Regions from separate parts of the Homo sapiens genome. Here region 1 is linked to region 2. Evidence: chromatin contacts called from ENCODE Hi-C data. All regions are on one chromosome and are shown on one strand. Each heading gives the region's core, a stretch centred on a gene start or an enhancer-like site at or near the end of the contact. The rest is flanking DNA. Distances are from core to core; before and after follow the strand shown.

Evidence for each region. A loop is a pair of places that touch in the nucleus more often than their neighbours do. Pooled maps may share reads with other maps.
Region 1: a loop to region 2 is called in a map with no recorded cell type, with 4 times the contacts of the local background. The contact joins two enhancer-like sites. A Hi-C loop is called at or near these places in 2 of 37 single-sample maps with no recorded cell type and 2 of 50 pooled maps.

Annotation. Positions count from the first base shown.
Region 1 is chr6:5,332,696-5,336,423 of GRCh38, reverse strand. All of the region lies in intron 1 of FARS2 (phenylalanyl-tRNA synthetase 2, mitochondrial), which reads right to left. Among named protein-coding and RNA genes, the nearest start is that of FARS2, 73 kb to the right of the region's middle. Within about 2 kb of position 1,328, at least 2 of the 41 ENCODE cell types and tissues checked have a DNase peak (open chromatin) inside an H3K27ac peak, as active enhancers do.
Region 2 is chr6:4,800,400-4,804,155 of GRCh38, reverse strand. All of the region lies in intron 1 of CDYL (chromodomain Y like), which reads right to left. Among named protein-coding and RNA genes, the nearest start is that of CDYL, 26 kb to the right of the region's middle. RefSeq lists an enhancer at 1,746-1,795. Within about 2 kb of position 2,500, at least 4 of the 41 ENCODE cell types and tissues checked have a DNase peak (open chromatin) inside an H3K27ac peak, as active enhancers do.

The DNA.
Region 1 (3,728 bases), core at 79-2,578, 530 kb before region 2:
GAAAAGTCTTTGGTTTTAGAAACACTTTGAAAAGACTCATAGCTTCTAGTTTATATGGGTATAAAATAAAGTCACCGAGACTTTTAAAATCCATCAGACTGCCATGTCTCTGTTCTTCCAGAAAAAAAGGCTGTCTTATTTTATAACCCTGAAGTGATATATTTAGAACTAAGGTTTTTTTTTTCTCCTTTCTGTTTTTACCAAAAGCCAATCTTACCTTTCAGTTTATTTGTCAGATACTTTTAGTATCTGAAAAATAAAAATAAAACACAATAGGAAAAAATCCAGCTGAGAATTAATGGTTCCACTAGATTTATACCTCTGCAAATTTTCCTATTAAGTCTTAAGAGAGCTCTGTGCTGAAGAAACAGGTCCACTGCTCCTCTGAGTCTGCACTAGAAAGACAGTGGGCAAGTGGGGAGGCACCTCAGATTCAGCACAGGCTTAACAATAAAATCTATTCCTCTCTCTTCCCCTCTATACAAAGCAAAATATCCAACTCAGACGTACAAAAAGAACGGAATTAAAAGCACAGGTATCACTATCTACTACACATATCGTCCTGCTACTTGACAATATGACTAAATTAAAATGAGGCCTATGTTTACATATCAAATGTTAATAATTTTTCACTTTCCAATTGGCTAAATGTTTTATACCTTTTGATTACTGGTCACACAATTTCTCCAAAAACTTAAATCTCCAGTAATAGTGAAAAACTCATTTATGACACTCTTACACACTGAATCATCCAATAAAACTTGATTTCACCAAACAGCAGTGATAAAGTATTACAGAAAACTGATTTACATTACAACTAATTGCTAATTGCTCAATAACATGTTAATATTCACCTAAGAATATTTGTTCCCAAAAAAAGAGCTTGAAACAGTTTCTATCTGAATGATAAGTCTAACTAATCAATTCTACATTTCAATATTGGTAAAAAAACAAATAACATCAATATGTAAGTGCAAGATACCAAGATGAAAAAGAGTCCATCAATATAGTAAGCTTTCAATACTGAAGAAGAAACATCAATATAAAGCGCCTGTACAGTTAACTCTGGGTCCCTCCCTGGCACTTAATTCATTTCTTATTCTCATTTCCCTCTCTGTTTGTTCCTCTTTCAGGCCTGGGCTGCTAAACAGATCACAAAGAATCAGATGGGAGCAGAATTGAAACGGATATGGGCTTTGTAAATACAAGAGTCACTTAAAGCAATGAAAATCCTGAAGTGAGAATACTGATTGGGAAGTAAAAATTCAGACAACACCTTTCTAGAGTACAGTCATACGCTGTCAGGGAACTAATGCTTTCACAGGTCAAATGTCAAGAGATGGTGACACACCTTAGAAGCCAAATTCAGTTTCATCAACTTAAAAGAAACCATCAAACCATCATAGAAACCATCAAAATATCAGATCCCAACCTTAATTTATGGATAGAAAGCTTTGCTTCTCAAAACAGGGCTTGCCTACACATGGAGCTGGGAAGCAGTTGTTCTACACTGCCCCAAGATAAACATGGCTGATATGCCAAGACTACACATTTTGACAGAATAATATTTTTATTCCTGGAGAGATAATATTTTTGGATTGTTTTCCTGATATTAAGTGATTTATAATTATTTTATGTTAAAGACAAATGGGGAAATATTACAGAGGAGAATAAAATCATAATTTTTAAACTAAATCCCCAAAACTATTACATATTTCACAATTTACATCATCATCTTGTATGTATAAGTATACATGCCCATCTTCCACCACACTTGATTTTCAAACAAACATTAGCAAACTGCTGTGCACCTCTTCTTGTCTGGTAAGAATTAATACTCATGACCTTCCACAGCAGTACAGTAGTGCATAGCGATCTACCTCATTCTTTTCAATGGTGCCAAGTATTCCATCATACAAAAGCCCATGTTTACTTAGCTGTTTCCTTACTGATGAACATTTGTTTCCAATATTTTGCTAAAATCAGTAACTCTATAAAGGAAATACTTATGTCTTTTCATACAGAAGCAAGCATTTTTAGAATAAATTTCTGAAAGCTGAATTGCTAGTCAAATGGTTTGTGCGTTTTACATTTTAACAGATAGGGCCAAATGGATCTCCTAAGAGGGAGTGCGCCAGTTAGGACTCCCATCAACAATGTACGAGTGCCATACTCCCTGCACCCTTTGTACCACTGTGATTAAACTATTTTACCGCTACACTGCCAAGTAGTTTTACTACAATAGTTGCTGTACACTAAGTGATAATGCGAGAGGACTTTTAAAAAAAGTCCTACTTTCCAAAATACTGTTGTTTAAATCATCATCATCCCTGACCACAAACATTTTAAATGTATGAAGCCAGAGGGCCACCATATTCATAGGGAAACATAAATACATTTCCAAAAGAGCATATGATTAACAAGAGGACAGGCATCAAGTCCCTTGGAGGTTTAGGAGGAAGAACAGCACATGTAGAGGATGCCAGAGGAGGCATTCCTGGAAGAGGTTGAGGTTCCAACTGGATATTTAATGATGAGTCACACTGGGAGAGCCTGAAGCAAACAGGGATGATGCAGTAGATGGTAGATGATGTACAAAGTGCACAACGGCAGAGCTCAAGTCAATAGAGAATTACATGGTAAATTATAGGTCTAACACCTGGCTAGCGACTGCCCAAAATACAAACAGGCCAGTCAAACAAGAGAATCAAAACAGTGGCCGGAGTACAGTTTTTAAAGTGTAGGAAACTCAATTATACTCAGCCACCACCAATTCAGAAAGACACCTGCCTGCCTCTGCTCAAGGTGAATAAATCCTCAGTGTCCGGCAAGGTAGGAGGTTCCTCAGACATGTCCATACTATCTAAAATATCTACTTAATATGATAGCATTGCTCAAAATAAGTAAGTCAGAAAATAACCACAACTTTCCCACTTCATGTTTTATAATCTAGCTGGTCATTACAGTTCAGTCATTTCAAACTGGAAGAAGCAGCACACTCCAGCAAAATAAAGGAGTTTTGAAAGAAACAGTCCTGGGCTCAAATTCTGACTGCATCTTGACTAGCAAATTCATTCAACCTCTTAAAAAATCACGATGTCCTTATCTGCAAAATGGTCATCAAGGCTACTCAGATGAAATGGGATAGGTATGAAGCTAGAGGGCCATAAGAGACACAAGTCTCTTTCTCCTCCCTGTCCATCTATTTCAAGTAAGACCAAAATAAACAGTATTGCTTAATTATTGACTGTTCCCAAAATCTTTTAGTTTTCTAATTTCACTGCCATAACTCCATTAAAACAGTAAAAAAGTATTTGGTGATGAAAAATGTCAAGGCGATTCAGAAAGCAGAATGGTACACTTTAGAGGTTACCAATGCCAAGACAAAATATTATGGATTAAATTCAAAAGATCATATAAGAAAATCAATATTAGTATAACATTCTTGATTTGGTCTATAAACCTAAGAGCTGGGTCAACTAAGAATAACTCATTTTGCTCAATAAAAACCAATGTTCAGTATCCACTCTTCTCTACTCCTTAATACTGAGCCATTACCCTTTTAATGCGGTTCATCCTTGTCTTGATTCTAATGACCCTCCCATGAAAGCGTTTGCCCTATGTGTCCTGCACATATCATCACTAACCCCCTGGGCACAATATCATGTGCAATATACAGATGACTGGTGTTGAAACCACATAACATTGCCCTTGTTTTATTTGTTTCC
Region 2 (3,756 bases), core at 1,251-3,750:
ACACTTTTCCTCTTACTTCTGTCCACACTGGTTAGTCTGTAAATAACTGACAGCCCAAGTTTCATAAAATTATGGACCTTGACTGGTTTCCTAAAGAGAGCAAACTCTTAAAACATGCACGGCAAACAAAGTATTTTAAAAATCAAAAAGACTTAGGAGAGCAAAAAAAAAAAAAAGCACGCTACGCCATGAGACACATAAGCTATTTTTAAAAAGAAAAGTTTTAAAAAATATAATTTACACCACCAATATAAGGACAAAGGTACCCCCAAAATTCCTCCTAGTACAAAAAACACACATACACACATAGAGTTGGATAAAATATCTTTTAACTACTTTTAAAAATACATCATTTACAAGCTAGAATGAAGAGAAGTCATCAGGAAAATAAAGATGAAAACTAAAAAAAAAAAAAAAAAAAATCAGGAAAGTGAGCCAAGTCTGAAGCCAGGAGATATCCCGAGGCCACGTGCTGATGCTGGACAGGGACACAGAGCCACAGTGACGGGGCTGTAAGGTCAGATTAGAGCCCACGCAGACAGGCAAGGTCAGGGGCTACACTCTCAAGTGAAAGGGCAACCAGGGAACAGAGCCCACACCTGTCTATCGTCTGTCAATCCTGTTACTGGAGAAAGTTGGTGAGAGAATCCTGAAAGAATTCTCATCCATGCCCCAGGCTTCAGAGCAGGATAAAATCTGCTTCACTTCAAGGCAGATGGAGGAGAATGGGGACAGCAGAGGAGGTGCAAAAATTGCCCAATCCCTCAAATCTTGAGATAATAGCCAAGAGAAAACTAAGTGACTGGAAAGGGATGATAAATGGGCAAAAGCTGCAGGACCAGGTGGATGAGGATCTGTGCAGAGGAAGCAGAGGATAGCAACAGGGTGTCTGATGGATGGGAGCAGAAGAACCCTGACACTGTCAACAGGCACCTCACAGGAAAACTCAGGGAGCCAGCTGAGAATAGCAGCCAAAACTAGAAGGGTCTTTGCACACTTCCATCTATAGGTGGATGCAAGTGATCACAGCCAGGTCCGAAGGGACTGCAGCAGTCTAAGGCTGAAGGGCTCTTGAAACTAGCCAGCCAAAGCCTCCTTCTACTAAGAAAAACTGCTGGGAACAGAACAGCAATGGAGCAGGAAAGGGATAGTGTGGGGTGGGGGACGCAATGGAAAGAGAAGGTCTAGCCCAGATGGATGGGGAAGGAGAGGAATGGGAGGACAGCCCTTGAGCTCAAAAGGTACCAGGCCACACTGTCAAGTACTTAGTGAGATGCCGGAAAAGAGAATCCTGTGGCCTCTGAAAACCTCTCCCGCCCACCCTCCCTGCACAAGTGCACACAACCTAATTTCAAATAAAAAGAAGAACAGAAAAAGGATGGTGGCTGACTCTCATACAAACTTATCTCAAGGGAAAAAAAAAGAACAAAATAAACTGAATAATGACCCTAAAAGCAATGAAAGCACAACAGAAAGACACGCTCATGAAACAGACAAGCTATACTCACCCTAGTATTTCAAAACTAAAAATATCAACTTTCTGTAATGGCAGGAAGGGTGAAGAGGTCACACAAACACTCACAGATAACATTTATAATAACTGTTTTTTGTTTTTTTGAGGTAGGGTCTCACTCTGTCACCCAGGCTGGAATACAGTGGTGCAATCATAGCTCATTGCAGCCTCAACCTCCTGGGATCAGGTGATCCTTCCACCTCAACCTCCCAAGTAGCTGGGACTACACACACTGCCATCACACTCAGCTAAGTTTTTTTTATTTTTAGTAAAGACGGGGTCTCACTATGTTGCCCAGGCTTGTCTCAAACTCCTGGCCTCAGGTGAGACTCATGCCTCATCCTCTCAAAGTGCTGGAATTACAGGTGTGTACCACCATGCCAAGCTAATTAGTGATTTTTTTTTCAATGATCTAAAGGTAGTATTTGCAAAAGCCAGGAAGAGAGTTAAATCTCAAAAACTGTAACTAGAAGGGTTAAGAATTGTGAGTTTGTGGCATCTTGGCTCAAGGCACTGCTCAACTCCCACAGCTATTGCTGCAAAACATGGGGGCAAACAAAAGCCAGTTCCTCACCAACTAAAGGTGCCAGATATCAAAATCTGGAATTGGGGAAGCAGCTAGAAATTTAAAGCACTCTGACAGCACTAGAATATAGAGGTGACACTCAAATTCAGAGCATAAGATGCTGAAATCCCTAGCTGACAGCTGAACTACATACTACATATGTGCTGAGGAAACCACAAGCAGCACGGTGAAAAAGCAGTCAGAAACCAGAAAGCAATATTTTTAAAAAAGAGTAACATGGAGCCAAATCTGTGAATATGATGCTCTTTCCCAACTATGCTCAAGCTAGGGCGGCATAAAGCTTGAAATGTCAGAGTACAGAGCTCAAAGCTGGTGGAGTGCTAGAAACTAGGGGAATCCCCAGAATAAAGACAACCACAGAGAAAAGTCCATCTCTACTCAGATCCTTAGCCAACTTTCAAATTTTGCAGACACAGGGGAGACTCACAGGGTGCCACACTAAAACCACCACCAGTGCAAAGACCTAAGAGCAGAGGAGAGCTACAAGCGGCTGCATATCACAGGAAAAACAAAGTGTGTAGTTTGACCAAGCAGTTTATTAACAGTCTGCTACAATAAAAACACAATAATCCTCAGAAGAACACAAGAGTTCAGACTCACTACAGCATATGTCCAACTTTCCACTAGACAAGAAAAAAATAGGAAATCTTGACCCTCTGCAGGTAAAATGATAGTCAACAGAAACTGATTCCAAGTGAGCCGAAATGTTGGATTTAACAGACTTCAAACATTTATCATAAATATTTCAAAAACGTCTGAAAAACATGCCCAAAGAATTGAAGGAAAATATGGTATCAATAAGTGAACAGATATGGCAATCTCAAGGGAGAAAAATGAAACCAGAAAAACTAAAAGCCTAGATCTGAACAAAACATTTACTAAAATAAATGCATTAGACTGGCTAAGCAACGGATTGATGCTTGGTTCTGCCATCTGCAATGAACCTGAATACAGAATAATCTGAAGAACATAAAGAGAAAGAGATGAATGAAAAATAAGTAGAATTCCCAAAAATGTGACAACAGGAAGCAGTACCTTAATTGGACTCTAGAGAGAGGAAAGGAGGAAAAGACATCTGAAGACACAACAACTGAAATATCTCCCAAAAGCTCAATAAACCTCAAACAGAATAACACAAACAAAACTTCTTCTAGACACACCTTAGTCAAATGGTAGAAAGCCAAGGATAAACAAAATCTTGAAAGCAGCCAGAGAAAATGACGTCATAAACAGGAAAACAACGGCAACAATAACGATAAGAACAAAGACTTCTCCTTAGAAACTTTTAAGTCTGAAGACACTGGGACCACATATTCAAATTACTGAAGAAGGAAAAGGAAGAAAACCAGTCAACCAAGAATTCTAGTATTCAGAAGAAGTTTCCTTTAAAAATGAAGGTAAAATAAGGGCATTTTCAAATAAACTATTTGTCATTGGTAGATCTATAACAAGAAATGCTAAAGAAAGATCTCTAGTCCAAATGGAAACTACACTAGATGGCAACTTAGAGCTACAGGAAGAAATGAAGACAGCCAGAAATGGTAATTATGTGGATATATGTAATATCTTAGTTTTCTATAAAAGATGACAGCATAAAGCAAAAAATACAACACTACTGATGGGTTTACAAAGTATATAAATGCAACAACTGTGACAA